7 separate regions of the Mus musculus genome follow, and regions 2, 3, 4, 5, 6 and 7 are each linked to region 1. A link is a loop called in an ENCODE intact Hi-C map of the cell type or tissue named here. Cell type or tissue: heart. All regions are shown on one strand. Links, peaks and the distances in the headings refer to the core of each region. The heading gives the core; the rest is flanking DNA. Region 1 holds the start of Tspan1 (tetraspanin 1). Region 2 overlaps Mast2 (microtubule associated serine/threonine kinase 2). Region 3 overlaps Mast2 (microtubule associated serine/threonine kinase 2). Region 4 overlaps Pik3r3 (phosphoinositide-3-kinase regulatory subunit 3). Region 5 overlaps Pik3r3 (phosphoinositide-3-kinase regulatory subunit 3). Region 6 overlaps Mast2 (microtubule associated serine/threonine kinase 2). Region 7 overlaps Pik3r3 (phosphoinositide-3-kinase regulatory subunit 3).

Evidence for each region. Peaks named below come from ENCODE experiments on the same cell type or tissue, not always from the same donor. Only the 100,000 strongest peaks of a DNase experiment are listed, where the experiment ranks them.
Region 2: a loop joins it to region 1, with 2.6 times the contacts of the local background. A loop is called at or near these places in 4 of 42 quality-filtered maps.
Region 3: a loop joins it to region 1, with 2.4 times the contacts of the local background. A loop is called at or near these places in 6 of 42 quality-filtered maps.
Region 4: it touches region 1 in a loop (2.2-fold over the local background); 2 of 42 quality-filtered maps call a loop at or near these places.
Region 5: it touches region 1 in a loop (5-fold over the local background); 5 of 42 quality-filtered maps call a loop at or near these places.
Region 6: it touches region 1 in a loop (2.5-fold over the local background); 4 of 42 quality-filtered maps call a loop at or near these places.
Region 7: a loop joins it to region 1, with 4 times the contacts of the local background. A loop is called at or near these places in 15 of 42 quality-filtered maps.

What each region holds. Positions count from the first base shown.
Region 1 is chr4:116,166,952-116,171,599 of GRCm38, forward strand. It overlaps Tspan1 (tetraspanin 1), which reads right to left and starts at 647. Exons shown (of 8, transcript NM_133681.4): 1 at 515-647; 2 at 57-121. The coding sequence starts at 113. In heart, for the core only: CTCF peaks have their summits at 761 (motif pointing left) and 2,294 (motif pointing right); a DNase peak (open chromatin) is centred at 2,280.
Region 2 is chr4:116,446,482-116,451,129 of GRCm38, forward strand. The region is part of intron 1 of Mast2 (microtubule associated serine/threonine kinase 2); the gene reads right to left. Among named protein-coding and RNA genes, the nearest start is that of Mast2, 15 kb to the right of the region's middle. In heart, for the core only: a CTCF peak has its summit at 2,404 (motif pointing left); a DNase peak (open chromatin) is centred at 2,380.
Region 3 is chr4:116,335,414-116,340,061 of GRCm38, forward strand. It overlaps Mast2 (microtubule associated serine/threonine kinase 2), which reads right to left. Exons shown (of 30, transcript NM_001369061.1): 6 at 2,009-2,084. Among named protein-coding and RNA genes, the nearest start is that of Pik3r3, 120 kb to the left of the region's middle. In heart, for the core only: no CTCF peak of the experiment used is centred there; no DNase peak of the experiment used is centred there.
Region 4 is chr4:116,263,763-116,267,762 of GRCm38, forward strand. All of the region lies in intron 3 of Pik3r3 (phosphoinositide-3-kinase regulatory subunit 3), which reads left to right. Among named protein-coding and RNA genes, the nearest start is that of Pik3r3, 44 kb to the left of the region's middle. In heart, for the core only: a CTCF peak has its summit at 2,099 (motif pointing left); no DNase peak of the experiment used is centred there.
Region 5 is chr4:116,243,726-116,247,725 of GRCm38, forward strand. All of the region lies in intron 1 of Pik3r3 (phosphoinositide-3-kinase regulatory subunit 3), which reads left to right. Among named protein-coding and RNA genes, the nearest start is that of Pik3r3, 24 kb to the left of the region's middle. In heart, for the core only: a CTCF peak has its summit at 2,398 (motif pointing right); no DNase peak of the experiment used is centred there.
Region 6 is chr4:116,321,214-116,325,861 of GRCm38, forward strand. It overlaps Mast2 (microtubule associated serine/threonine kinase 2), which reads right to left. Exons shown (of 30, transcript NM_001369061.1): 11 at 1,051-1,260. Among named protein-coding and RNA genes, the nearest start is that of Pik3r3, 100 kb to the left of the region's middle. In heart, for the core only: a CTCF peak has its summit at 2,283 (motif pointing right); a DNase peak (open chromatin) is centred at 1,118.
Region 7 is chr4:116,280,388-116,284,387 of GRCm38, forward strand. The region is part of intron 5 of Pik3r3 (phosphoinositide-3-kinase regulatory subunit 3); the gene reads left to right. Among named protein-coding and RNA genes, the nearest start is that of Pik3r3, 61 kb to the left of the region's middle. In heart, for the core only: a CTCF peak has its summit at 2,013 (motif pointing left); no DNase peak of the experiment used is centred there.

The DNA of each region.
Region 1 (4,648 bases), core at 395-4,394:
AGACTGTGACCTGCTTTTGTAAGGAACCCCAGGAAACCCACAACCACCATACTTACAAAGATGAGTAGATTGAAGAGGAACATCATGACCTTAATGAATTTGAAGCACTGCATGGTGTGTCCTGGGAAACAGACATGCACAAATTAGGGCCTTACCTCCCACTTGCCCTGGGCTGGCTGTGTTTTTTTGAGTCCAACATCTTGTTATTTCTCACCAAATTTCCCCTGCATCTGGACTCTAATATCTCAGAACTTTTTCCAGTCCTTTTGTTGACACGTATGCCCACCTGTACTAGTTCTCAGATCTTAATATCCCCAGATCCCCATGCAGGTATTACAAGCCTGATCTCACACTCCAGACCACTCAACACCCTTGCCTGACACCTGTCTTTCCTAATCCTCTTTCTAAACCAATCTCAGATTCTTCAGTACCCACCAATGGCTTTTTCTAGCACCCCAAACCTGTTTTTAGACTGGTACCTATTCATAGATTAATCCCTGGTCTATGCCATCACCTGCTTCAGGGCTCTTGGCAATAGGTTCTGAACGGGATCTGTTGCACTCCAGAAGGAACAGAACAGCTCCAGGAAACTGCCACTCAGTGTGCTGGCAGAACGCTGAAGGAGCGGCTAGTCCTCGCAAAACACTACTCACCTACAGGTGGGGCAGGTGTTTTAAAACCTCCTGGCCGCAGGCCCGCCCGCTGGCCCCACCCAAGGCTGATTAGCCTTCTTTGCCCCTGCTGCCCCCTACTGCCTGGAGATAAGTTCCCAACACTGAAAGCAATAATTAAATCTCTACCTGGAAATGTCACCATAGACTCTGCCTCTCCTGAAAAGGGGTGTATGGGGCAGCAGTGTCAGGAGCTGGACAAGTAGCTTTCTAGAACTTTTGGGTGCCTCGCTCACAATAGTGTGATATGATTCTTACCTTGAAACTGTGTGTTTACTGGCACCCACATCTGCTCGAGCTGCCACCCATATGTTTACACACAAAACTCAGTCACGGGGGGCTGGTGAGATGGCTCAACAGGTAAGAGCACCCGACTGCTCTTCCGAAGGTCCTGAGTTCAAATTCCGGCAACCACATGGTGGCTCACAACCATCCATAATGAGATCTGACTCCCTCTTCTAGAGTGTCAGAAGACAGCTACAGTGTACTTACATATAATAAATAATAAATAAATCTTAAAAAAAAAAAGGGCTGGTGAGATGGCTCAGTGGGTAAGAGCACCCGACTGCTCTTCCGAAAGTCCAGAGTTCAAATCCCAGCAACCACATGGTGGCTCACAACCATCCGTAACAAGATCTGACTCCCTCTTCTGGTGTGTCTGAAGACAGCTACAGTGTACTTACATATAATAATAAATAAATCTTTAAAAAAAAAAACTCAGTCACGTATATAACATAGAGTGATACTCTTTTTTTTTTTCCTTTTTTCTTTTGGTTTTTCAAGACAGGGCAGGGTTTCTCTGTGTAGACCTGGTTGTCCTGGAACTCACTCTGTAGACCAGGCTGACCTCAAACTCAAAAATCTGCCTGCCTCTGCCTCCCAAGTGCTGGGATTAAAGGGATGCACCACCACTGCCCAGCAGAGTGGTACTCTTGAATGTAAATGAACATGTCTCACACTGTCTCTTGCGTGTTCACACACACATAAGTATATGCACACACTCGTGAGCACGTGCGTGCACGCACACACACACATATGCACACACAAACAAATGTACATTCATGTGCATACACTTATGAGAACACACACACATGCTCATACATATGCACGCTCATACATATGCACACACATACACTTGCACATGGGTGCACACACACACACACACACACACACTTTCAAGGATATGATCATGGTCCTCTGTTCTCACCACAGAACAGGAAATGGTTGTTTTTCCTCTTCCTTTCACAAAACCCACAAGACTTCAAGGTCACCGTCATCATCCTCTTCCTCCTCCTCCTCCTCCTCCTTTTCCTCCTCTTCCTCCTCCTCCTCCTTCTTTACATCCTTTTGCCTGCATATCTCTGATGTGTGAGCCTGGTTCTTACGGAGTTCAGAGCAGCCCATCAGATCCCCTGGAGTCCTGGAACTGAAAGTTAAGGAGGCAGTGAGCCACCATGTGGGTGCTGGAAATCAAACCAAGGTCCTTTGCAGCCTCAACCACTATGTCATTTCTCCAGCCCCCCCCCCCGCCCCCCCCCCACTCTTCTTTTCCCCCTCTCCATATTCTGGAATCCAGAGTATGGCCCTGGTCATTCTGCCAGCAGGTGGCACTATGGGCCTACAAAGGAGACACTATCACCCCAAGGTTCTGTAACCCTTCTTTTCTGGGGCTCCCTCTTTGTTTTCCTACTCCAAGCTTCCTGGTTGAGAGGTTCTTCACAAGTCCTTGCTCCCCAAATTCTGGTTCTGTCATTTCTTAGCTGTGTGGGCCCTGGGGATTTTTATTTGTTTATTTATTTGTTTTTATTTTTGTTCTTTCAAGACAGGGTCTCACTATGTACCTCTGGCTGTCGTGGTGCTATGTACGACAGGCTGGCTCAAACCTACAGAGATCGCCTGCCTCTGACTCCCAAATGCTGGGATTCTTTAATCCCATGTGTGTCACTGTGCCTGGCCATTTTTTTATTTATTTATTCATTTATTTACTTATTTATTTTAAAGATTTATTTATTTATTATATGCTTTAAGTACACTGTAGCTGTCTTCAGACACTCCAGAAGAAGGCGCCAGATCTCATTACGGATGGTTGTGAGCCACCATGTGGTTGCTGGGATTTGAACTCAGGACCTTCAGAAGAGCAGTCAGTGCTCTTAACCGCTGAGCCATCTCTCCAGCCCCATTTTATTTATTTTTAAATTTAAATTGTATTTAACATGTATGAATGTTTTGTGTGCATGTGTGTCTGTTCTGTGCACCCTGTCCAGAGGCTAGAAGAAAAGAGATCTCCTAGAAATACAGTTACAGACAGGAATCCTGTAAGTGTTGGAAATCAAACTGGGTCCTCTGGAAGAGCAGCAAGTGCTCTTAATGGTTGAGCCAACTTTCCAGCCCCTATTTATTTATTTATTTATTTATCCTGTGTGGGGGGGGTTGGGGGTGGGGGGAGGAGGGGTCTATATTGACCTGGCTGTTCTGGAGCTCCTGACTTGCCTTGAACTCAGAAACCTGCCTGATCCTGTCTCCAGAGTGCTGGGATCATAAGTGTGAGCCACCAACCTGGCTTTATTTCTTTCGAGAAGAGGTCTCACTCTGTAGTTCCAGACTTGCCTCAAACTTGGACAGCTGAAGCAGGACTGTGTCAAGCGCTAGGATTGCAGTTGTGAAACGCCACACCCAACTAACTAGAATTCTTGGTCGTCCTGCCTCAGCCTCCCTAATGCTAGAGTTCCAGGTATGTGTCATCCCACCCCACTACTCTGCCGAGATTTGTTTTTCTGTCTCCGTTTCCTGGTCTGTGTAAGAGAGTAGTTGACTCAGAACAAGGAGCACTAAGAGGTCAGAGCAGAGAGCACTACTAGCGTGATTATGGGATGGATTTAGGGGAGGGATGATGATGGGAGAGAGATGGTATGTGTGTGTCCTGCTAGGGACAGCACCCAGGGCTTTGCACACCAGAGACAAATGCCCTGTCGCTTGAGCTACGTTCCCTGACTTGAGGAAGTGGATTGATTTTTATGACTACTTTTGTTTTCTTGAGAAACGGAGTCACCATGGAACCCTGGCTTGTGTAGGACTCACTATGTAGCCTCAGTTGACCTTGAACTTGCAATGGTCTTTCTTCTACCTCTACCTCACAAAGTGGGGGAATTTCTGGCTTGTGCCACTACACCCAAAGAAGTGGGTTTTTATTTGTGTTGGTGAGTGCGTGTGTGTTCATGTGTGTGTGTGTGTTTATTCACATGTATGCAGGTGCCTACAGAGGTCAAAAGAAAGTATCACCTGGAGGTGCTGGGTGTCTCCTGCAAGAGCAGTAAGCATTCCTAACTGCTGAACCATCTCTCTAGCCCGGAAGTGGATTTTTTAGTTTGTTGTTTTTGATTGGAAGGAGGCAACTGTAGAGACAGAGAAAGCAGATAATATTACAGGTAATAAGCCAGTGGGACATGCCTGTATTAGCAGCTACTCTGGAGGCTGAGGCAAGAAGATCTTTTGATCCTACAAGCTTAAAACCCTTCTGGCCAAGAGGTGGTAAGATCCCATCTCAAAACTGAAACAAATGGGCAGAGCTTGGTGGTCAGTACCCATTATCCCAGCACTCAGGAGGCAAGGGCATGTGGATCTCTGAGGTCCAGCCAGTCAGAGCCATTCCAAACTATACTATAAAGCTTGCCTTAAATGTGCAACATGCTTTGGATTTTTTGTTTTGTTTTTTTGCACAACAAAACTATAAAATAGACTTTTGTTTTTTTTGTCTGTTTGCTCTAAGTTGTTTTTGTCTGCTTATTTGGTTGGGTTGGGATTTTTGTGATTGTAGGTCCCACATAGGCCATCCACTGACTCTATGAAGCTAAAGATGACCTCAAACTCTTGAAGCTGTTGGCTCCCACCTCCACATGGGTTTTAGGTGGGATTATAGGTGTATATTGCCACCATTTTAGACTTTCTTTTTAATCCATATTTTCTTTTTTTTTTCTTTT
Region 2 (4,648 bases), core at 386-4,385, 280 kb after region 1:
TCGAGACTGGCAAACCAAAGCCTACCCATCTGCCAGACCCAGCTAGGAAGATAGAAGTATTTTTCTATGTTTTTTTAAAATATTTATCTATTTATTTTATTTATATGAGTACAGATACATGAGAGGGCATCAGGTTATAGATAGATGGTTGTGAGCCACACCATGTGGATGCTGGGAATTGAATTTAGGACCCCTGGAAGAGCAGTCAGCGCTCTTAACAGCTAATTCATCTCTCCAGCCCTATTTTTTATGTTTTAAAAGTAGAAAAGCAAATACTTCATGAAATATTATCAATATGAAAATATTACAAATTACATGAAATTCCAGCTTCAACTTCAGGTCACTTTGTAACTTACTGGATTATTAAACTTTTTTTTTTTTGAGACAGGTCCTCACGTTTTCCCAGGCTGGCCTAAAACTCTCTATAGCTAAGAACGACTCTGTCTGTCTCTGTCTCATGATTCTAATACAGCATCACGTCTGTTGTGCAGTGCTGTGTAGTAAGCCCAGGGCTTCATATGCGCTAGGCAAGCACCCTGCACATTGGGCTGCACCCTACCCCCTAAGCTAATTCATCTGCATCGTTACTATCACAATCTAACAACAGATTATAATCAAAGCCTCATGAGTGTAGGGTAGTCAAAGATCTAATGTACCAAAAGCAAAGGAAAAGAAGTTTTTTTAGATTTTCTATCAGGTGTGGGGAACAAGGCCTTTTCTAAAATCCAAAATGGTGGTGACACAAAACTCTGTGGGCTCTGAAAAGAATAAAAGGAAACTAAAATTCTACCGACTACACCAAGGTTATAGGTCCAAAGCAGAGAATAGCTACAAGTTGATAAAATATGATTCCCTTCCTAAGCATCTATATAATGTCCTCAGCCTTCTAGCAGTTAGCTAGAGGCCTGTAACTGATTTTAGAAGTAAAATACAAGTGAAAATGATTATGCTGGCCCATCATCCTCAGGCGACCTTGCAAGAACCAAGATAGAGAATGGAAAAGTGTGTATCAGTCTAGGTCATTCTGAATGTATCTATTACAGCAACCAGTGTTCCCTAACTGATATAAAGACCAAAGTCTGAGCTAGAATAACAATGTCTCTTTCTTTGAGTAGTCAAAGGCAGAAACTAAATATCCCAGGGTTACCTGAACCAAAAAAAAAAAAAAAATCACATTAATAACATCCCTTTAAAATAACTTTAAAAACTATTGCCAAGCCGGGCGGTGGTGGTGCACACCTTTAATCCCAACACTTGGGAGGCAGAGGCAGGCGGATTTCTGAGTTCGAGGCCAGCCTGGTCTACAGAGTGAGTTCCAGGACAGCCAGGGCTACACAGAAACCCTGTCTTGCAAAACAAAACAAAACAAAAACTACTGCCAACTATATCCAAATGTTCTGCTTCATAAATCATTCCTAAATACCTAACAGAAAACCTAACAATACTAGAAAGTAGCTCTACTTTGGTGAATTAAGTATTAAAGGATTTTGAAATAGCTCAACTTCTCCCACAGTGAGCACTCCTAATACTATAGTTGTCATAGCATACCTCAGAATTTAGAAATAAGGGCCTCTAAAGTTTAAATCTTAATTACATTCTCAAATCAGTGGAGATATATGCATCCCATTCTAAGATAGGTTCTTTATAAAGAAAACTGGTGGAGGCCAGAGAAAACTTTCAAGAGTTGGGTTCTCTCCTTCCATCTTTTTTGTTTTAAAGGAAGGGGTCTCTCTTGCTGTTTCTGCTGTGCTTCATACTTCAAGCTAGATAGCCCATGAGCTTCTGCTTGATTCTCCTATTCCCACCACCCATCTTGCTCACTGAAGTGCTAGAATTGCAGATATACTTTTAACATTGGCTCCAGGTATCTAACTCTGGTCACCAGGCTTGCACAACAACTGCCTACCTAACAGCCCAGCATGACTCTTATTTCATTCACTGTACTATCAGTCATGAAGAATTTATTATTTATTTTGTAAAGAAAATAGAATTCAAAATGCATAGAGAGCTGGAAGTCAGAAAAAGAGACACAAATTACTACCCTTAAGGAGCAAATGTTCTAATATGGAAGAAAATCAGTAAGTACCAAAAAATGTGGCCATACTATCAATAGAAGATAAGAATACAACGAGAAAAGGAAGTGACCATGAGAGTTATTTTGGAACAGATAGTCAAGAAAGGTTTCTTTAAGAATATTATCTCAAATTGTGTTCGCAGCCTTTGCCGCTCTCCAATGCCAGTGCCACCTCTTGCTTGCTGAGCTCCAGCCGAAGGAGAAGGGGGGTAAGTAAGGAGGTGTCCATACCATGGCTCTTACAAAGCAGACTGCCCGCAAATCCACGGTTGGTAAAGCACCCAGGAAACAACTGACTACAAAAGCTGCTCACAAGAGTGCGCCCTCTACTGGAGGGAGTGAAGAAACCTCATCATTACAGGCCTGGTACTGTGGCACTCAGTGAAATCAGATGCTATCAGAAGTCCACTGAGCTTCTGATTCCCAAGCTCCCTTTTCAGCATCTGGTGCGAGAAATTGCTCAGGACTTCAAAACAGATCTGCTCTGCGCTTCCAGAGTGCAGCTATTGGTGCTTTGCGGGAGGCAAGCGAGGCCTATCTGGTTGGCCTTTTTGAAGATACCAATCTGTGTGCTACCCATGCCAAACCTGTAACAATTATGCCAAAAGATATCCAGCTAGCAAGCCGCATACGTGGAGAACGTGATTAAGAGTCCACTATGAGGGGAAACATTTCATTCTTAAAAAAATTTTTTTTCCTCTTCTTCCTGTAATCAGTAGTTCTGAATGTTAGATATTTTTTCCATGGGGTCAAAGGTACCTAAGTATATGATTGCAAGTGGAAACAGAGGGGACAGAATCAGGTATTGGCAGTTTCTCCATGTTTACTTGTGTGTATTTTTAATATAAATGCAAGATGTAAAGCATTAATGCAAGCAAAATGTTTCAGAACACATTTTAACAGTTCAACTTCATAACAATTATAAATAAACCTGTTAAAATTTTCTGGACAATAACAGCATTTGGATTTTTTAAAAATAAGTAATTTCTTATTGACGGCAACTAAATGGTGTTTGTAGCATTTTTATCACACAGTAGATTCCATCCATTCACTATACTTTTCTAACTGAGTTGCCCTACAGACAAGTACCTGTTTTTAATGTTGTCTGTCTTCTGTGCTATTCCTGTAAGTTTGCTATTAAAATACATTAAACTATTAAAAAAAAAGCATTATCTCACCAGGCAGTGGTGGCCCACGCCTTTAATCCCAGTACGTGGGAGACAGAAGCAGGTGGATTTCTGAATTTGAGGCAAGCCTGGTCTACAGAATGAGTTCCAGGACAGCCAGGACTGCACAGAGAAAAACAGTCTCAAAAAACCAAAATAAACAAACAGACAAAACAACAACAACAACAAAGGAAGCATTATCTCAACAGACATGAACAAAGTAAGAAAACCATCTGTACACATCCATCTGGAAAAGGGAATTCTAGATACAGAAACCATAAGTAAAAAATCCCTAAAGCAATAGTAATCTTTTTAAATGTTCTCAGGTAGACAGAAATGTTTACTATACTTGGGGACCACCAAGGCAGCCATTGTGACTAGAGCTAGTAAACAAGATGAGGAAGTTAGGCCAAGGGCCAGATTTCATAAAGTCTTACAGGACAAAGTCAACAGCCCTTTGGACTTTGATCTAAATTATGAAGGAAACAACTGTAAAGGTTTTTTAGTAAAGTGACAAGCTCATACTTAAGGTTCTACAGAATGATTTTCTATGTGTAAAATATCACACAAGGAAGAGACCACTAAGAATAGGACAGAAGATGAGTCATGAAACTCATAGGAATTTACATGAAAGATCTAACGGGGTAACACTGTAGATTCTGTAGTTCTACCTCCCCCCTCCCCACCAGCCCTTGGCAGGATTTGTCTGTGTATCTTTGGCTGACCTCAAACTCACAAAGATCTACCTTCCTCTCCCTCCCAAGTGCTGGGATTAAAGGCATGGGGGCCACCATTACCCAGTCTGACAGTATAGAGAAATGGTGGAAATGAGTAGGGTGGTTTCCTCAATTTGAATGTAGTACCTAATAGACATGAGGGACTGGATGTAAAATGAAAGGTTAAGAACAGAATCACAGGACCAGCAGCTTGGCTCAGTGGGTAAAGGCACTTGTTACACAGACAAGTTGATAATTGAGTTCCATCTTTAGAATCTGTATAGCAGGAAAGCATCAACTCCATCAACTTGTTCTGTGACCTTGTCTTCGGAGGTACAAGTGCGCGCGCACACACACACACACACACACACACACACACACACACAGAGTGTGGTGCTTTGAATGAAAAATGGCCTCCATATTCTCATAGGAAGTAGCACTATTGAGAAATGTGGCCTTGTTTGAGGAAGTGTGTCACTGGGGGTAGGCTTTGGGTTTTCAGAAGCCCAAGCCAGGCCCAATGTCCCTCTCCCTTCATGCTGCCTGCTCCTTGACAGCACCATGTCTATCTTGCATGCTTCGATGCTTCCCATCATGTCAACAATGGACTAAACCTCTGAACTTATAAGCCAGCCCCAATTAAATGTTTTCTAAGAGTTGTTATAGTGACAGTGTCTCTTTACATCAATAAA
Region 3 (4,648 bases), core at 313-4,312, 170 kb after region 1:
TATGTAGCAGAGGATGACTTTCACCTTCTTTTCCTCTTGCTCACACCTCCAAAGTACTGTGATTTCAGGTGGGAGTCATTATACCTCATTTATGTGGTATTTTGTGCATGTTAGACAAGTCCTACAACAGAGCTACAGCCCAGCCCCCTGCTATACCTTGTAAGTAAGTAGTCCTCCCAACCAACACCTTCACTTCCCCCCTACACAGGTTTTTCTGTGTAGCCCTGGCTGTCCTGGAGCTGGCTCTGTAGACCAGCTGGCCTCAAACTGAAGAGATCCATCTGCCTTTGCCTCCTAAGTGCTAGGATTAAAGGCATGTCTTACCACTATCACCTAGCAAAGAAAGTAGTCTTAATAGTAGAACTGCTCTTACTCCAAGATATAGTATATTCGCTAGCCACTGACCGCTACAAAGCTGGAGCCTTATTACTATTTATTTTAAATTGGCTTTCCCATTTAGAACTAAAGAAAACTCTACTTCAAAACTAAACAAGGAAACGACCCCCCCAAATTAAAACAAGAGCCCCACAAACTTGAACTATGGCTAAGAGAGTTGTGAAGTTGTGAAAACAAGCCACTGTGTGTAGGGAGCCTTAGCAAAGGTTTGAAGACACCGTGAGGGTGGACTTCTCCAGAGGCCACTTAATGTGCTCTCGGCATGGGTGGAACTGTCAGGCCTGCTAGGAGAGGCCAGAATCAACACTATCATTTTCAGACAGGAGAGAAATGGGACTTAAACCCTTCGAAGCTCAGCGAATTATGAGATATTACAGTCTTTCTGAACTCATACTTGGGACCCTCAGCTGAAAGCTGAGATTTATATTCCTAGCATTTGGGAGGCAGAGACAAGGGAAAATCTCTGAATAGGGCTGTAAGGATAATGTTTCTGTGCACTGGGTAAAGATTATCTTTGTATCATTCAAATCCTGATTTCCTTGCCCCCACATCTAGTTGCAATCCTTATTCTGAGAATCTCTGGTCTCAATGTTGTGTAAACATTGCTACCTAATTTCCTGATTGGTTAATAAAGAGCTGATCAGCCAATGACTGAGCAGTGGAGAGAATAGGGCTGGACTTCCTCTCAGCCCAGGGAGGGAGGGAGGAAGGAGAGAGAGGAAGTAGGAAATCACAGCTGGAAGAGAGTCCAGGAGACACCATGAGAAAAGTCCTGGAGCCAAGAGAGCCACATCAGTACTAATGAAAGTATCACTGGGATTTTGACTGCGAGGTAGCCAAATTAGTTTAGAGGATTAATGTGGAGTTGTTGTGAACTTAGAAGCTTGTTAAGTAAATATTATAGTCCAGTCTCAATTTGGGAGCTAGCTGGGTGAAGCAGAAAACTGCAAGAAACACATTAAAAAGCTACTAACATAGGGAAGCCTGTATAGTCTACATAGCCAGGGCCACATAATGAGACCCTGTTTAAAAACAAACAAACAAACAAACAAACAAACAAAACTCCAACAAAAGCTGAGAAGAAAGTCATGTCAGGCCCTTTCAGCTTCTTGGAAGTACTTGGGATACAAGGTAAAGAGTGTTACTCTGGATCCTTCCTGGAACACTTTCTCTTCTCTAACCCAACGATAATTCTCAGTTACAGTATCATGCTGTGGAATATATTCTTAGGGTACCACTGTGTTTTGCTTAGGATTATAAAATAAATGAATCTACTATCTTTCTGTTCAGCTGCAAATGCACAGTCACTCAGAAAGGAAAACTTGAACAAGACCTAGGAGAGGACAGAAAGGAAGGCATTTTGATTACTGGTAGTCCAAGGCAACCCAATCCACACGGAAGAGTACTGACTTGAAAGAAGAACACAGACATCTACCAAGCACACATATCAGTCAGGGGTCAGTGGTACATGCCTTTAATCTCAGCACTCGGTTCTCTGAGTTCAAGACCAGCCTTGTCTACAGAGTGAGTTCCTGGACATCCAGGGCTACACAGAGAAACAAAACAAAACAAGACAAGACAAACAGCACAGAGGGGTTCTCAAGCAACTTACCTACGGGCAGGAACGAAGGAAAAGTGAGCAGGAGCATTTGGAGAGAAATTCCGGGGGCTGTCCAAGGGACTGTTACCTGTGATGGGGAGAGGAAAAGGAACTCTTTGAAGTTTGCTCTGGGAATGAGGCAAACTTGTGTGGCTTTCTGGTAAGAAACCTTTTTCTCTTGTTAATTTAGTATATCTGGTTATTTTCTCAGGCCAGCCCTCAGTTTATGAGTCTTTATAAAAGTTTGACAACCCAGGAATGTTATCACCTAGAACTAGGTACCTGTGATACCCTACCTTGGACGCCCTTTCTAGATACAGCAGGGATTCACATGTTCCTGCGCTCTTAGGAACAGATCAAGTTGCAGTATTCCAAAGGCTTAAGAACTGTCCTAAAGACAACAGAACGCCTAGTCTAAAAGTTACTTGTACAAGTATCTCCACCCACTGCAGCCAAGGGGCTAAACAAAAATGTGCATACAGTAAGGGTAGAGTTCCTTGGCAGAAGTTCAGGATAGCAGTACACCATAAAATGCCTTATACTACAAACTCTGAGGTCTATAAAACATGGCCAACCTCAAGTACCATTTTCTCAATTAGTTTTCGTGTATGCTAGTCACTGGTATTTTGAGACAGAAGCCCAGGCTGTTTATGAACTCTTATTCCTGCCTCAGAGAGAATGGATTCACTCAAAACCTAACACTTTGATTTCTAAAATGAGGTATGTGTGTCTTATAAAGATGTTTGAGGTGGACTAAAACCCTGGAGCTTCAATGATCCTCCTGTCATAGCCTTCCAAGTAGTTGGGACTATGTGTTGTGACCTAGTCAGGTAAGATATGCAAATTTCAAACAAATAATGTATCATATCAGAGGATCCCAAGGAATAATGCTTACTGACTAGAGAAGCAATGCCACTGAAGAAGTGGGAAAAAAAAAACTGTTGACGTAAGAAACTCTAGAAATGGAGTCTGTAAGACTAAGGGAAAGCTGTTACTCAGATCTTGGTTTCTAATACTAATCCCAACCCCCCCCCCAAAAAAAACACCCCTCAAGCTTCTTGAAGAAATGACTGACTCTAAGACTGATATAAGATATACAGATGAACTGAGTGGTGGTGGCGCACGCCTTTAATCCCAGCACTTGGGAAGCAGAGGCAGGCAGATTTCTGAGTTCAAGGCCAGCCTGGTCTACAGAGTGAGTTCCAAGACAGCCAAGGCTACACAGAGAAACCCTGTCTCAAAACAAAACAAAAAAAAAAACAAAGAAAAGAAAAGAAATACAGATGAGCAGGATGCATTTCAGTGTTAGAAGGCAAGGAAGTTGCAAATAGCCCTAAAAAGAAAACAGAAACCAAACAGCACTGATGGGATATGTCACAAAACAGGAATCAAATTAAGGGACTTCCTTTCAGTGGCCACAGCTACAATTTAAACAGACAAATAAATAAGATTCTAACTAGAAGATAAGTATCTATTAGCCCATACTAATCAATAAATTAACAAATGAGATGGAGATGAATATATAGACAACTTAAACAACACTACCGACTAATTGAAGACTGCAATACGGTAGTAGACTATATGCTTTTTTTTCAGTGACATGAGAAATTTACTAAAGAATATCATCATATTCAGGGCCATAGTAAAATTAAATACATTTTAAATAATTTAAAATCAATAAAATACTTTGACCACCATGAAATTTAATGATAACTTAGTAAAAGAAGCAATCAGAGAAATCTCTGGGACTTGTTTTTCCTTGTTTGAGACAGTTTGTCTGTTTAGCCCTGGCTGTCCTGGAACTCACTCTGTAGACCAGGCTGTCCTCAAACTCAAAGATCCACCTGCCTCTGCCTCTGCCTCTGCCTCTGCCTCCTGAATGTATGAGCCACTACAGCCAGCTGGGATCTGTTTTTAATGAATATAATTAGTGAGAGGGTATATAGTATATATATAGTTGGGGGGAAAGAGGGACTGCGAAAGGTTTTGGCAAAGCAAAACAAAACAAAACAAAGCCTTCTATAAGCAAGGGGATATAATGATGGGTTCCCCCAGCCTGGTAGTCTAGAAGTTTATAAACATTCTCTCCAATGGTCCATGTTCCAATAGTCTTCCCAAAGCCATTCAGACCCCAACTCTAACTGTAGGTACTGTATCATTCAGTTCTGAGAAAAAGCATAAAGACTAAGTGTAGATCTCACAGACAGGTTAAGAGCAAATTCTTTGGTGTCTGTCTGTCTGTCTCTCTCTCCCCTTTCCCTCCCCCCTTCATTTCTCCCTCTCTCTCTCTCCTCTCTCTATGCAAGTGCCCTTTCTCTCTTTTTCTTCCATCCCTACCCACTCTCCAACCCTCTTGGCCATTTCCCTTGCCTCTGTCCTTGGAGCCTGTGAACTCGATCACCCAAAAGCAGCTTCCCAATAAACCTGCCTTTAATATTTAAAAAACAAAACAAAAAAAAAGACCAAATTCTTCAAGAAGACTTCCATTTTCCTAAAAACAATCCCAGCCTTGGGGTAGGTCTTTGAAATTGACTGACCACAAACTTGTTAAGTCCCCATAGTTCCCTTTAAGGGTTTAATAATTCACTAGAACAACTCAAGAAAGCAACACATTTATTCTAGTTGTACTATAGACTATACTGGAGTGGGTTA
Region 4 (4,000 bases), core at 1-4,000, 96 kb after region 1:
ATGCATTTTAGGGCATAATGAAAGCCGACCTTCATGGAAAAAATGATATTTTACGTGTAGATGGAGTTCGTTGCCAAGGGAGATAACACTGGGAGCAGGGAAGGTGGAATGAGAAGTCAGAGCCATCTTGTGCGATGCAGTTCCATTCTGGCCGTGTAACATTTGTTAAAAAGAAGTGGTAGGGAATAGAAGGTTTGAGGGCTTCGAGAGCCTTGAATTCTAAAGTTTGGAGTTTATATTTAATATTGTAGGTGGGTGTAGAGAGGTTATGATCAGACTGTATTTTAAAGGAAAGGAGGAGAGACAAGGTGGGAGATCCTGTCCAGTTGATGAGTGCTTCCCTAGCATGTGAGAGATCCTGAGTTTGATTCTTAGGATCAGGTGTGCTGGTGCAGGCCTGCAGTCTCAGCAGGCCCCCAGGAGGATCTAAATTCGAGGTCAGACCTGACTATGTAATGAGTATGAGGCCAACCTGGGCCATATGAGACCCTGACTTAAAACAACAAAACAATTAAGGAAATAATGACAGATATCTAGGAATCTTTCACAGAGGGAGAGGTAGTCATGATTGGATTTAGGATTTATTGCTTATTTAATATTTCCTGAGTACTAACATTGTTTAGACTCTTCTAAGCAAAGCTAAGCATCAGAGCACAGCCCTCCCTTGTAGTGAGAAGGAGGGAGTGAAGACAGGGAGACAGCACAGGACATTAAAAAAAGAAAGGAGTTGAGACAATGTCAGAGCCCATGAAGTGCTGCCCAAGGGAGGGCGATGCCCTCAGGATTGCGGACGGAGGAGGCTCAGGAGGGCTCCTGAGGCAGCAGCCTCTGAGACTTGGATTAGAAGTCTCCAGCCAGAAAGGTGGACCCAGGAGTGAGAGCAAAAAAATACAGAAGCAATCTGGGTGAAGATTTAGTGCAAAAACCACTTTGTGGTTGCCTTCCATTATCAAGATGTTGAAACTAGAATGGAAATAAACACATAAAATAAATAAATCTTTAAAAAATAAATAAAATAAAAAATAGAATGGAAACAAACTTTGCAGAAACTTAACGAGCCATGAGAAGGACTTTGAATTTTATTTCTAAGTGCAGAAGGATTGGTAGATGACTATACACAGGGAATGACATGATTCAGTCCTGATTGCACACTGTCCTATGATACTCCTGCTGTTATAGGACAAGACTTGAGGTAAAAGGTTATGGAGAATTAAGCCAAAAGGAGCTTAGTAACAGCACTGGAAGAAGGTGAAAGTGATCATGGTTTGAACTTGCCAAGCTTAAGACTATGTGTTCCATTTGTAGAAATAAGAAAGTTGGGTCAGATTGTTTTTAATTTTTAATTTTAATTTCTACTTTATGTGCCTTAGTGTTTTGCCTGTATGTATGTCTGTGTGAGGATGTTGGATGCTCTGGAACTGGAATTACAGACAGTTGTGAGCCTCCATGAGGGTGCTGGGAATTGAACCTGGTCTTCTGGAAAAACAGCCAGTGCTTTTAACTGCTGAGCTACCTGTTCAGCATCCAGATATTTATTTTTATTTATGTGTATGTGCCACCTGTGTGTGGGTACCTGAGATCTGATCCCCTGGAGCATCCCAGTGTGGGGGCTGGGAACTGAACTCAGGTTCTCTGAAAGAACAGAGAGCAAGAACTCATTTTTTATTCCTAAGACAGGGTTTCTCTGTGTAACAGACCAGGTTGTCCTGGAACTTGCTCTGTAGACCAGGCTAGCCTTGAACTCAGAGATCTTCCTACCTCTGCCTCCCAAGTGCTGTAACCGAAGGCATTTGCCACCACTACCTGGCAATAGGCTCTGAGACATTTATTCAGTCCATCTACCTCAACTTTTTCTGAGGTAAGAATTGATTTTTAGCTCTCTAGAACTTTTAGGAAAAAATTATCTTTTTTTTCTTTTGTTCTTTTTTGTTTTTGTTTTTTTGAGTCAGGGTGAAAAAATTATCTTAAGATATATCTAGGGCTGGCGAGATGGCTTAGCGGGTAAGACTGACTGCTCTTCCAAAGGTCTTGAGTTCAATTCCCAGCAACCACATGATGGCTCAACTACCTGTAATGAGATTTGATGCCCTCTTCTGGTGCATCTGAGGACAGCTACAGTGTACAGTGTATAATAATAAATAAATCTTAAAGAAAAGAAAAAGTTCTTCTTCTTCTTCAAAAAAAAGATATATCTAGAGATATAGGGGTTTAATGCTTATGAAACCATATAGCACCAGAAAAAAAAAAAAAAAAACTAGGTACCACATGTGTAGAGCCAACAAAATTTCAGTGAAAGAAATTTCATACCATCTGTAATGGATCTGATGCCCTCTTCTGCTGTGTCTGAAGACAGCTACAGTGTACTCATATACATAAAATAAATAAATAAATCTTTAGAAAGAAAAAAGAAAATGATGATGATCATGTATTACATTGCTTATGTAGGTCATAGGACAACTTTCAGCCTCTATCTTTCCTTCCACACGGTGGAGCCCAGGGCTGAACTCAAGTCACTGGGCTTGGCAGCAAACATTGTCATCCATGATCCATCTCCGCAGACACCTGCCCCTTCATGATGGTGATGTTGCTTTTCATTCTTTTTTTTCAAGACAGCTTCTCACTGTGTAGCCATAACTAACCTAGCACTCTGTAGACCAGGCTGGCCTCGAACTCAGAAATCCGCCTGCCTCTGCCTCCTGAGTGCTGGGATTAAAGGCGTGCACCACCATGCACGGCTCATTTTCTTTTTAAAGAAGAAAGCTGATGTTCCTGCTTAGATGGCAGCACGCTTGCCTATACACATGAACCTCTGAATTGGATCTCCAGAATGACATAAGCCAGTCGCGCTGTAAGACTAGAACTGAAGGTGGGGGCAGAACAGTCTGAGGGTTATCCTTGGTTAATGGAGTTTACTGGCAGCCTGGCTACCTGAGGCCCTCCTCAAAACCACAGCCAGGACAGCCCACAAAAAAGGGGGAGCAGGAAGAGCAGGAAGGACTGGGTCAAGGGGACAGAGGCCGGATTGATAAAAGTACTGGTGACCTTGTGATGGAAGAGAATGGGATGAAGATGGTGAGATGACTCAGTAGTTAAAGGCACTTGCTGTGCAAGCCTTGAGTTCAATTTCCAGAACCCGTGTAAAAGTGGAAGGGGAAACCAGTGGCACGTGTCATTCTCCCAGGAGTAAGTAATGATCTATTAAAAACAAAACGTGGCGCACGCCTTTAATCCTAGCACTCGGGAGGCACAGGCACACACACACACACATACACACACACACACACGTAATTAAAAATTAAGCCTTACTGTGATCTACAAGGTGTTTCATGATCTCCTATTTCCTCTTACCGCACTTACTGTTCTCACTCTTGGTCATTCAGCCCTCAAGTCACTGGCCTCTTTTTTTTTTTTTTTAAAGGATGGTGGCTGGCCTAGAACTTTCTATATAGAACAGGCTGGCCTTGAACTCACAAACATCTGAATGTTTCTACCTCCCAAGTGCTGGGATTAAAGGAGTGCACCACCACTACTCACTAGCCTTTATTGTTTTTATTTTTACTTTATTTACTTTGTCTGTCTGCATGTGTGTCATAGTGTGGAGGTCAGAGAGCAACTTATGGGTGCTGTTTCTTTCCTCTTACCAAGTAGGTTCTGTGGATTGAGCTGAAGTTGTCAAGATGGGTGACAAGACCCTTACCTGATGAGCCTACTCTATGGTTCTTCTTTTTCTACTTTTAGCCTGAGGCAAGAAGATTGCCACGAGTTTCAGGCCAATGTTGACTATAGTATAAACCTTGTCTCAAAAAGCTGAAACCCAACCCAACAATCAGCATGTAGCCCTCTCCTCCCCAAGCCTCAGAGCTGTGGCGTGCACATACACTGTCTTAAGTTCAGAGCTGTGGCGTGCACATACACTGTCTTAAGTTCTCAGAGCTGTGGAGTGCACATACACTGTCTTAAGTTCTCAGAGCTGTGGAGTGCACATACACTGTCTTAAGTT
Region 5 (4,000 bases), core at 1-4,000, 76 kb after region 1:
AAAAGGAAATGGATTCCTACTAGGATTAAACCCAACGTGATTATGTGAAATGAAGGTAGATTCTACTCTACTTTTCTGTAGGGAGGGCCTTGATAAGACATACTTAGGGAGTGGAATAGGCATCAGAGTAATAGATTTAAGAGTAAATATGAGGCGAGGAAACAAACAGGAAATATGAGTCACCTTTAGAAAACTTATGAAGCAAACATGAAAGTTAACTAGAGAAGTAAGAACAGTTTATGTAGCTCAGGCTATCCCTGAACTTAAGTCGTTATAATGACCTTGAATTTAGGATTCTCCTGCCTCCTGCTCCTGATTGGGCTTATAAGCACGTGCCACATGAGGCTGGTGTTTACACCCAGGGATTCATACATTCTAGGCAAGCACTCTCCTACCTGAGCCACATTCCCATCCCAAGAAACATGTAAGAATATTAGAGTTGAACTTGTTTCCTATTTTCAGGCTTTATATAGGTAAAATTCAGACAATGGGTCTGTGTGATTAGATGGAGAGAGGAAGGTGGTGGATTTGAAGATATGAAGGGATTATTAGTTTAGCAAAGGAAGAGAGAAACCTTTGTCCAACACTCAGAAGTCTGAACGTGAGTTTCAAGAAGAATGGAGGTTGGGTGATAAAATTGGGTGGCTGCAGAATTATTTTTTTCTGGTAAAGGGCACAAGAAGGGGGAAATAGGAAACAGTTATCACTTGTGGGTTTGCTTTTCAGGGTTTCAGGTGCTTGTGGTCAACTGCAGTCTGATAGTAATACATGAAAAATTCTAGCAACAATTGATAAAGGTTAAATTGCATGTTGTCCTGTGTATTGTGATGAAATCTCCTACTGATCCTAATACATCATGCATAGGACACAAATCTTCCCCTTTGTCACACAGAGGCCTTGGCAGTCACGTAGTAGCCATTTTCATTATTAGATCTACTGTTGGAATATCTCTGGGCTTATGTTCGTTTAACCCTTCTATCATAGCCTAACCCTGTAACGCTATGCCTTCCTCAGTTACCACCCTTTACCCCATCATTTAGGCGTTGTGCCGTCATCGCACAGCATTAGAGGAAGGGTGGATAAAGCATAATAAGATATTCCAAGGGAAACCACATTCATAAAACCTTTTTATTAACAGTATATTGTAATTTTTGTATTTTCTTAATCTCATACATTTAGTTTATAAGTTTAACTTTGTCATAGGTATATATGTACAGGAGAAGATAGTTTCTATTAGATTCAGATGTTATCTATGGCTTTAGGTATTCATTTGAGATCTTGGAGTATATCTTCCTGGGATCAGATTAGAGTGACCATTGGCCACTCTGTGGGATGGAAAGGTCACTGCTTAGAGGCATGTGGATAAATTGCTAACAAAATAGTAATCTCAGTTACCATTAGAAACTATAAATTGGAAGTGGCATGATTTTCTAAACTGTTGTAATTTCCTTCAGGAGAATTCAGAAGCTGTGGCATAGTAATAATAGAAACAGGGTTTTGGGGTTTTCCCCACAGTGGAGTGACAAAAGAACAGGGAGCTTGCTAGTGAATTCCAGGCCAGCCTGGCCTATAGAATGAGTTCCAGGATAGCCAGGGCTACATAGAGAAGCCCTGTCTCAAAAAAAAAAAAACCAAAATAAATAAATAATTGAATAAATAAATAGGAAAGCCTCAGAGAAAACTCTTGTTAGCCTTCATTCATATATATATATATATATATATATATATATATATATATATATATATATACATACATATACATATATATGTATATTTTAAAATTATTTTTAAGCTATACATGAAAACTGTATACATATGTTGGATACCATATGATATCTATCTTAATGCTTAGATCAGGTTAAAGAGATTTATGTTAAAAAAAAAATCTCTCTACCTTTTCCAGCCCATGGTCTTGAGCATGACAGGCAAGTAAGTACTCTACCATTGAGCTTCATCTCCAACCCGCCATCTCCCACTTTTTTTTAGATATTTTCTTCATTTACAATTCAAATGCTATCCCAAAAGTCCCCCATACCCTCGCCCACCCACTCTCCTACCCACCTACTCCCACTTCTTGGCCCTGGCGTTCCCCTGTACTGAGGCATATAAAGTTTGCAAGACCAAGGGCCATCTTTTGATACATATGCAGCTAGAGACACAAACTCTGGGGGTACTGGTTAGTTCATATTGTTGTTCCACCTATAGGGTTGCAGATCCCTTTAGCTCCTTGGGTACTTTCCCTAACTCCTCCATTGGGGGCCCTGTGATCCATCCAATAGCTGACTGTGAGCATCCACTTCTGTGTTTGCCAGGCACTTTTTTTTCTTTAAAGATTATTTATTATTATATGTAAGTACACTGTAATTGTCTCTAGGCACCCCAGAAGAGGGCGCCAGATCTCATTACGGATGGTTGTGAGCCACCATGTGGTTGCTGGAGTTGGAACTCAGTTAAGAGCAGTCAGTGCTCATAACTGCTGAGCCATCTCTCCAGCCCCCGATTTTGTTTTGTTTTGTTTTTGTTTTTGTTTTTGTTTGTAGAAAGGATCTCTACATAGCTCAGGGTGACCCTGCATTTGAGATCCTGCTTCCTTGCCTCTCAAGTGGAAGGACTGTAGATCAACATCTTACTATTTTACATGTATATGAAATCATTCTGCATTTGTCTTTCTGTGTCTTGCTTATTTCACATTTTTCTATTTTCATGCCATGAATCATAGTGTTTCTCTGTGTAGCTTTGGCTGTCTTGGAACTTGCTCTGTAAACCGGGTTGGCTTTGAACTCACAGGGATTTGCCCGCCTCCGCCTCCTGAATGCTGGGATTAAAGGTGCACTCCACCACTGCCCAGCACCCTCTACACATTTTTAAAGATTAAAAAATTGTTTAGATTTATTTTTTCTCTTTTATGTATATGGTGTTTTGCCTTGTGTTTAGAGTAGCTAGAAGAGAGCATTGCATTCTCTGCACCTGGAGTTACAGAGCCACCATGTGCATGCTGGGGATTGAACTGGGTGCAGAGTCCTCTAAAAGAGTAACAAATACTCTTAACTGCTAAGAAAATTGCTCCAGCTCTCAAAAACAAGGTAGTAGTTTTATTTTAAATTGTGTGTGTGTGTGTGTTTGTGTGTATATGTCAAAATGACCTTGGAGTACTTGGTGTGGTTGTTGAGAATCCAGTCCTCTGTAAGAGCACCACGCACTCCTAACTGCAGGCCTATCCCTCCTTCTCCCCCAACTTATATTTGAGACAGGGTCTCACTGTGTCTCCTCACAGTCCTGAAACTCACTATGTAGACTAGTCTAGCCTCAAACTTAGAGGGCTCTGACTACCTCTGCCTCCTTAAAGCTGAGATGAAAGGCATGCACCACCATGCCTGATGCCCACCCCCTTTTAATGGCCAAACAATATTTTATTTTACATAATGCCATGCTTTATCTATTTGTGAATTGATTTATATTTAGATTGTATTTCTTATGAATAAATGCTATGAGAAGCCGGGTAGTGGTGGTGCATGCCTTTAATCCCAGCACTTAGGAGGCAGAGGCAGGCAGATTTCCAAGTTCGGAATTCCAAACTACAGAGTGAGTTCCAGGACAGCCAGGGCTATACAGAGAAAACCCTGTCTCAAAAAACCAAAAAAAAAAAAAAAAAAAAAAAAAAAAGCTATGACAAACACAAGGGTACAGTATTCTTCTTAACACTTGATTTCATGAAAATAGAGTAGAATTGTTAGATCATATCATTCTGCTTTTGGTTTTTGACTATTGGGTCATATGGTTATTCTTTCTTTTTTCTTAACTACCATAATTTTGCAAACAGTTGTTATCTTTATTGATTTTTATTTTACGTGGGTATTTTGCTTATATGTTTGTCTTTGCTTTGCACATGCTTTCATGAAGGCCAGAAGGGGGTGTTGGATTCTCTGAAATTGGAGTAACAGTTGTTAGCTGCCATGTGGAACACTTGTTATCCTTTGTCATGCTTGCCCACCTTTGGTGT
Region 6 (4,648 bases), core at 376-4,375, 150 kb after region 1:
TCTCTCCAGCTTCTCAGAGATGTAAAATCTATTTATAGACTGTTGTGAGCCACTACATGGGTGCGAGGAGTTGAACCTGGGCCCTCTGGAAAACCAACCAGTGCTTTTAACAGCCGAGTCATCATTTCAGTTCCTCCCAGAGACTTTTTTTTAAAAGATTTATTTATTATTATATAAGTACACTGTAGCTGTCTTCAGACACACCAGAAGAGGGCGTCAGATCCCATTACAGATGGTTGTGAGCCACCATGTGGTTGCTGGGAATTGAACTCAGGACCTTCGGGAAGAGCAGTCAGTGCTCTTACCCACTAAGCCATCTCTCCAGCCCCAGAGACTTTTTATACTGAAGAGATTCACATTTTCACGTCAAAGTCTATCACTGTGCTAATAAAGTATCAGTTAATGGACTTGCTCATAGGATAAGCCTGAGGCCTGCTTCACCTGGGTTGAGGATAGTTAGGAAGCTGTGCTTAAACAAATGATTTTCAGTAAAACACAGTCCATATATCCACTACTGTATTTTGTATTGTTATTATGATGCTGATGATGTTTGTTTTGAAATAAATAGGATCTCACTACATATAGCCCAGACTGGCTTGGCATTCACTACATAGACCAGTCAGGTTCAGTGGGATCTGCCTCACCTCCCAAGAACTAGGTGTGGGCCGTCATGTCTGGTGAACCTCTATGCAACTTTTTGCTTTTGGTAAAAAGTCAAATACCTATACATATTTTGGTAAAAAGTCAAATACTCATACATAATACCAATGCTGGAATTATACACTACCCATGTTGGAGTCTCAGACAGAGTAATACAGCTTTGGCTTTAGAGAACCATTCACAAAACTGAGTTCCTCTGAAACCAAGCAGGCTTCTCTTAGTGATGGAAAGGCCGTGGGAAGAACATCAGATCATCAGTACCAAACATGGAAACTCCTATTCACTGGCAAGGAGACCTGATTGTGGCCAGCAGCTGGAAGAGTGAGCTCACTGCCAATTCCCGAGATGACCTTGTGGAAGTGTCATTACATTCCTCGTCAAGACACTTACATCTTGCAGAAGCTTTTCCAAATTCTCTTGAAGTTCATAGAAATAGTGTGACGTAATGAGGCCACTCCGAGATTTATCCAGGCAGTCTCGGGCCATCTCAATCACCTGATGATGAATAAAGCTTAGTGCTCCATCTGCCAAGGGCAACACACTATCTGGAGTGTTAGAGGAAATGAAGTCAGCTAGTCGCTCTTCCATCTGTGCAGTGGCCTGGGAGGAAAAGAAAAGAAAAGAATTCCCTTTCAGTCCCAGCTTAGCTGCAGCGAATTCTGAAGGATGGGCTCTCTGTGTGCCTATGTGACGCCGGGAAGTCGAATGACTGAAGGCAGACAGTCCCAGGACCAGACTCAAGGCCCCCATCACCTTTTTGCCTGTTTCTTGCCATATCCTATACTGTACGATTTTTGGTTCTGCAGGCATACAAGGTTTGCTGGTCTCTGCCTAGCCATATTTCATGCCTTTGTTACACCATTTTTTTGGGGTTGACCTTCCTTACAAGTTCCTGTTGCTCTTCATCTCACCTAAGTATCATGAATTCCCCAGACTTCCTAGGAAACAAAGGTTCTCTTTCCTCTGGGGTGACTTGGTCTCCTGACTGGACAAGTCAGTGCATAGATGATATTGGTTTCTGAACCTTCTGTATGTAAGACATCTGGCAAGTCAGAAGGTTTCATTATCACAGGGTTCTCAGATTTAACCTAAGTTCACACTGAATACAGGAGGTGCTTAGAGAACATGTATCAAAGGTATGGTCCTGCCTGGTCTTGGAAGGTAAGCTGGGATGGAGGACTTTGGATTGCAACATGACCCTGGCCTAGATCCCCAGAAGAGCAGAATGGAGATCTGGCTCGGGACTCTCTTGGGCCTCTAACTATACAGCCATGTGAAAACTGACAAACATAGTTGACAAACTAGTGAACAAGTTAACAACTGCCTCTTTCAGACTTTGACTTCTCTTTATCACTAGATGGTGACTTCTGTATCCTAATATGTTGACACAAAAGTTTATCTGTGTACAGAGGGATTTTTAAAGAAGGACAGCAGCAGGGAAAGAAGAAAAGAAAGAAATATATATTTTTAAAGATTTATTTAATGTACATATGAGTACAATGTAGTTGTACTGATGGTTGTGAGCCATAATGTGGTTGTTGGGAGTTTGAATTCAGGACCTTTACTTGCTTTGGTCGGCCCCGCTTGCTCCGGTCTAAAGATTTATTTATTATTATATCTAAGTATACTGTAGCTGCCTTCAGATGCGCCAGAAGAGGGCGTCAGATCTCATTACGGATGGCTGTGAGCCACCATGTGGTTGCTGGGATTTGAACTCAGGACCTTCGGAAGAGCAGTCAGTGCTCTTAATCGCTGAGCCATCTCTCCAGTCCCGGGAAAGAAATCTTAACACATCTTCTCTAAAGCCTATCTTAGATGAAGGACACAGAAATACCTATAAATACCAACACACAGCTCTAGGTGTATACCAATACACATCTCTGCACATAGAGAATGAGGCATGCAAGATACATTTCTCAACACTGCACACTATGGAACTTCCTAGCTGCTTTCCTGCACTTTCTTTCTTTGCTCTCATTCTTGTGTCTACTTCAAGGCTACAATGTGGAACAGAGAAAAGATTAAACAAACTAATAGCTAATAGTTACTCATACTTCTCATGTCCACCAACTGTTAGAAAACCAGTGTTCACTGATCCTCGTATGAGACAGATCTAGTAGAATTCTATTATTATGAGTTGTCAATGAGGCAAATGAAGCTCCAGGGAATCAAATGATCTGTCTAGAATCGCACAGCTGATAAACGGGACACAGATGAATGCAGACAGCCTAGGTCGCTGTTACAAGGCGTCACTGGTATATGTCAAGAGAGAAAAGGAGAGCACTTTTGTCATTTCCCTCAGCTGTCACGTGTATGAAGAAGAGTGTACAGTTTAAGGAAGGAAGGAAGGAAGGCCAAGAGCAGCAAGAAGCACATACAAGTAGGAACAGACAGACTGTTCAGGGAGGCCTGGACAGAGAGAGGATGAAGGAGGTCTGAGCACCTCAGTCTCCTGGCGTCTCTCTGAGCTTGTCATGGTTATTCTCGCTGCCGTTTTAACTACATCTACAATTAATTAGAACCTAAAATGGCTGGGCATACCTGTGAGGAATTTTTGCTTAATTAAATCATTTGAAGCGGGAAGATCTACTTCTAAACTGGATCTCTGAGGTAGGATGACACATCTTTAATCCAGACTTTTGAGGTGGGAAGACCTATCTTTAATCTGGACCATACCTTCTGCTGGAATACTAGATAAAAGATAGCTCATTTTGCCTGCTTGTTCTTGTCTTTGATAACAAATCTATTCCTTCACTGGCTCTAGAGTCTACTTCTTTAGGATTCTGGTGTATACTCTAGACTAGCTAAAACATCCAGCTTTGTAGACTGATCAACTACTCGAATTCTGGACTTTCTGATCGTAGGCAGCCATTATGGGATTAGCTGTTCCACAGCCCTGTAAGTCATTCTAATAAACACCACTTCTAGGGGCTGGAGAGGTGGCTCAGCAATCAAGAGCACTGACTGCTCTCCCAGAGGTCCTGAGTTCAAAACCAGCAACCACATGGTGGCTCACAACCATCTTTAATGGCATCCAATGCCCTCTTCTGGTGTGTCTGAAGACAGTTAACAGTGTACTCATATAAATAAAATAAATCTTAAAAAAGAAGAAGAAAAGAAAATACCATTTATATACAGAGAGAATCCATCCTGTAAGTTCTGTTACTCTAGAGAACCCTGATTGCTTTTTGTGGGAACAACCTGCCCTCAGAAGACCCATGACGAGTACACAGCAGATTGCTCTTGGTAAGAACTGCAAATTCACACCTGGGGTTGTGGGTGTATAATCCAGCATTCATAAGAATGGGGCAGGATTGAGTTTGAGGCTAGCCATGACAGTTCCAGCTACAAAGTGAGACTGACTCAAGACATAACAGAAAAACAAAATCCTCAACAACAAAAAACACAAACCAGCTAATTTCAAAAAATAAAGGAGGAGAGGTTAAGGGCAGGGAGATGGGCAAAATGATGTGCCGAAGTCAAAGACAAACAGGCTCATAGCAAAAATGAATGCTATTTCCCCGCGATCTTGGGATAGTACCAATTTTCCCTCTCAGTTTAAAAGGAAATACAAATGTTAGCAAGCAACTCTAGGGCTCCTGCCCTGGACTTGTTCTCTTGGTGGCTTCTTCTACCAGCTGAGCACCCCTCTGGCTGTGCATGTTCTGGGAGTTACTTAAGAAATCTGCATCAAATGAAGATGTGACCAGAGGGCAAATCCTGTCGAAGGGAAGAGGGGGAGGCTGGCGACAACCTTGAGTCGTGAAAGCAATGTGTGCAGTAAGAATCCAGCCCTCTAGTTCCTTTCCTCTTCTTTAAGACATGAAATGATATTTTATTTCACTCACTTCTTGATCTCAAGTGGAGAAACAGAAGCTCTGCAAGTAAAGACCCTTGCTTCTTTTGTCCTGCCCCTTCTAGATCCTCTCGATGCTTCTTTTTTTTTTTTTTTTTTTTGGTTTTTCGAGACAGGGTTTCTCTGTATAGC
Region 7 (4,000 bases), core at 1-4,000, 110 kb after region 1:
CTCTACTGTTTTTAACCGTAGGTGTTTGCATCTATAAATACCGTGGATAGCTGCTTTTGTTGTGTCCTGTAAGTGTTCTTATGGAGTGCCTAGGTCTCATGTATCACAAGGCATTTTCTAATTTCGATTGTCATTTCTTTATTTATTTTACATTATTCTATGAGGTGAGTGTCACTAGGTAGCCCTGGCTAACCTGGAACTTCACTGTGATAACAGCAGCCTGGAGCTCACAGAGATCTGTCTGCCACCAGCTCACAAGGCTTCTGGGATAAGGCATATATACACCACCATGCCTGGCCTTTGTTGTTTATTTTTTGAACCATTAATTGTTTCAGATCATGACATTTAATTTTTGTAAATCTCTGACTTTTCTAGCTTTTCTTCTATGATTTCTACTTCCTTCTCGTTGTGGATCAGAAAAAGTCCTCTGTATGATTGTAGTCTTACAATTTATTAACACCTGAGGCTAGAGAGATGGCTCAGCATTTAAGAATACTTGTTGTTTTTGTTGTTGTGTTTTGTTTTGAGACCATTTTTCTCTGTGTAGCCCTGACTGTCCTGGAAGTCGCTCTGTAGATCAGGCCAGCCTGCCTCTGCCTCCAGAGTGCTGGGATTAAAAGCATGTACCACTGCAGCCAGTAAGGACACTGGTTCTTGCAAAGCATTTGGGTTTGGTTCCCAACACTCAATGGTGGTTCACAATGATTTTTAACTATACTGCCAGGGAATCTGATGCCTTCTCCTGACCTAGAGTTTGTGGCACTGGGCACACGTGTGATGTACATGCACACATGCATGCCACTCATACACATAAAATTAAATAAATCGCAGAGGCAGGTGGATTTCTGAGTTCGAGGCCAGCTTGGTCTACAAAGTGAGTTCCAGGACAGCCAGAGCTACCGAAAAACCAAAATCAATCAATCAATCAATCAATCAATCAATCAATCTGAAAAAGTAAGTTAAAACATACTAAAACTTGTTTTGTGGTCTAATGTGATATATTTTGGATATAATATTTGGAATATAATATTTTTATTTAAGAATTACCTATATTCTATTCTTGCTGTGTGGAGTGTTCTTTATTATGCCTATTAGGTATATAATTGGGTTAATTTACAGCTAAAAAAATCTTAGTGATATTACATAAACACTACTCTTATGCATCTCTGTCCCTGCCTGCTCCCTTCTTTTGTTGAGATGATCTCTCATTATATAGCTCTGGATAGTCTGGAAATCACTATGTAGACCAGGCTAACCTTGAACTCATGCCTCTACCTCTCAAGTACAAGGGCTAATACTAAAACTTATGCCAGCATGCCCTAATCCTATAGTTTGCTATATATTATCCAAGATTATATTTATGTATGTTTTATGCCTATAATGATTTTTTAAAAAGATTTATTTATTTATCTTATATATATGTGAGTGCACTGTAGCTGTTTTCAGACACACCAGAAGAGGGCATGGGATCCCATTACAGATAGTTGTGAGCCACCATGTAGTTGATGGGAATTGAACTCAGGACCTCTGGAAGAGCAATCAGTGCTCTTAACCACTGAGCTATCTCTCTAGCCCTATGATTCTTTTATTCATTTTCTTTTCACATCATATAAAATAAAAGAGGCAGCTCTAGGTGTATAGGTCACTGATAGAACAAGTGTTTCCAAAAATCAAGAACAAATTCAGCATTTGTAGCTTCCTGGTTTTGATCTCAAGCCCTGGAAGAAAATCCCCTAATTTACTAACTATAAAGCCTGATATTATGAGTGGCTGTTTCACTATCCATGTACTATTGACCACTTGAATGGAGTCAGTCTATAAATCTCTCAATAACGAGGCTCATTGTGCTAAAGGAATAGAAGACAATGAAACTTGAAATAAAGGTGCAGACACCAAGCACACACATGATACATGATTTATTTGGGCAAAAACACACATAAAAATAAACAAGTGTCCTTGATGCTCCTTTAGTCCTTCCTCCCCTCTTCTGTGGGGTTCCCCTTGCTCCACCTAGTGTTTGGCTGTGGGTCTCTGCATCTGCTCCCTTCAGTTCCTGGGTAAAGCCTCTCTGATGACAGTTGGGCTAGGATCTGAGTTTTTTTTTTTTTGCCAGTGTGTGTTTGGTTCTATCCTGGGTCTCTAAGCTGTCCAGCCTCTGGTTCCCGTCTGTCTGGGGAATATCAGGTGTGGGTTCCCTCCCATGGTGTGGGCCTCAAGTTGGACCAGTGATTGGTTGGCCGTTCCCGCAAGTCCTGTGCCACCATTACCCCAGCACATCTTATATGCTGGACAATTATAGGTCGGCAGTTTTGTATCTGGGTTGGTGTCCCAGTCCCACTGCTAGGAGCCTTGCCTGGTTATAAAAGACAGCCAGTTCAGTCTCTGTGTCCCCATTACTAGGAGTCTTTGCTAGGATCACTCTCATCGGAGCCAGAGGGGTCGAGGACACCATGAGAACATGGCTCACAGAATCAACTAAGCAGGGCTCATAGGGTCACAGATCCTGTATGGGTCTGAGTGAGGCCCTTTGCATATATGTTATGTTTATACAGCTTGGCATTCTGTGGGACTCCTAATAGTAGGACTCTTTTGCCTGCTTTTGGGACCTGTTTCCTCCTACCACATTGTCTTGTCCAGCCTTAATATAAGGGTTTAGGTATAGAGAGAATGTCTTCTATATTGTATGGGTACATCACCTGTCAATTAAAAAGCCTATAGCCTAAGTCTTAGGCAGGACATAGGGTTGAGAGAAAGAATTCTGGGAGAGAGCCCAGGGGAGATGGACTCATGGTACCTGAGCACAGGTAACCAGCCACGTGGTAGAATGTAGTTTAAAATAAATGGGCTATCTTAAGGTATGATTCTAGTCAGAGTTGAGCCCAGCTATATGAGGGCAGAGGACTCAGCATTTGAACAACACAAGTATACACTTGACACAGTGTATAAGAACATCATGCCTACATGGAGGCCAGTCCTGTTGTAAGTTATGCCATGTCCAGCTGATAGTCCTAGGAGGCCTGCTCTTCTTGTGAAGGGAAACTGAGGAGAAGATCTTGAGGAAAGGGGAGATTTGAGGGGGGAGCTGGGAAGAGTGGAGGTATTGGGATCTGAAAATCCAAAACAACCCAAGCAGTCACAAGAGTCCAGCAAAGCAAGATCTTTATTTGAATTAGGTAGCAAAAACTGAACCAGGGACAACAGCATATATTTGAGAGCTGACTATGTCTTTGAACATTCACCTTAGTGAAGCAGAAAAATAATAAAGCCCATAGGCATCTGTGGTGGTTTGAATAGGTTTGGCCTCCATAGACTCATGTCTTTGAATGCTTGGTCATAGGGAGGGGCACTATTAGAAGGTGTGGCCTTATTGGAGAAGGTGTGACCTTGTTGGAGGAAATGTGGCACTGTGATGTTGGCGGGCTCTAAGGTTTCCTGTGTATGCTCCGGGTTCTGTCCAGTTCAGAAGATAATCTCCTCCTGGCTGCCTTGGGGTCAAGGTGTATAACTCTTGGCTCCTCCAGCACCAAGTCTGCCTGCATGCTGCCATGTTTTCTGTCATGGCGCTAATGGACTAAACCTCTGAAACTAAACCAGCCCCAATTAAATGTTTGCCTTTATAAGAGTTGCCTTGGTCATGGTGTCTCTTCACATCAGTGAAACCCAAACTAAGACAGTATCTATGCCAAGGTACAGTTACAACTTTTCATCAATCAGAATCATTTGTTCTTGTCCTGGTTAAGAACACTCACTGTGTTTTGGGGCACAAAAGAAGAATGAGAAAGAAGTTGGCTAGCCACCTGGAAAGCCCTAGCGCCCCGAGAGCCTGGGAACTTGACCTTAATTTTACCTTATGATCAAAATGGAGTCTGAAAACAGAATAGCAGCACTTGGGGGTAAGTCTCATTTGTCTCACCCATACAGAGGATAGGATGTAATGTATGAAAAAATGAAATAAACGGTCCTAAAAATTGAAATAACATACTAATATTAAATACACATA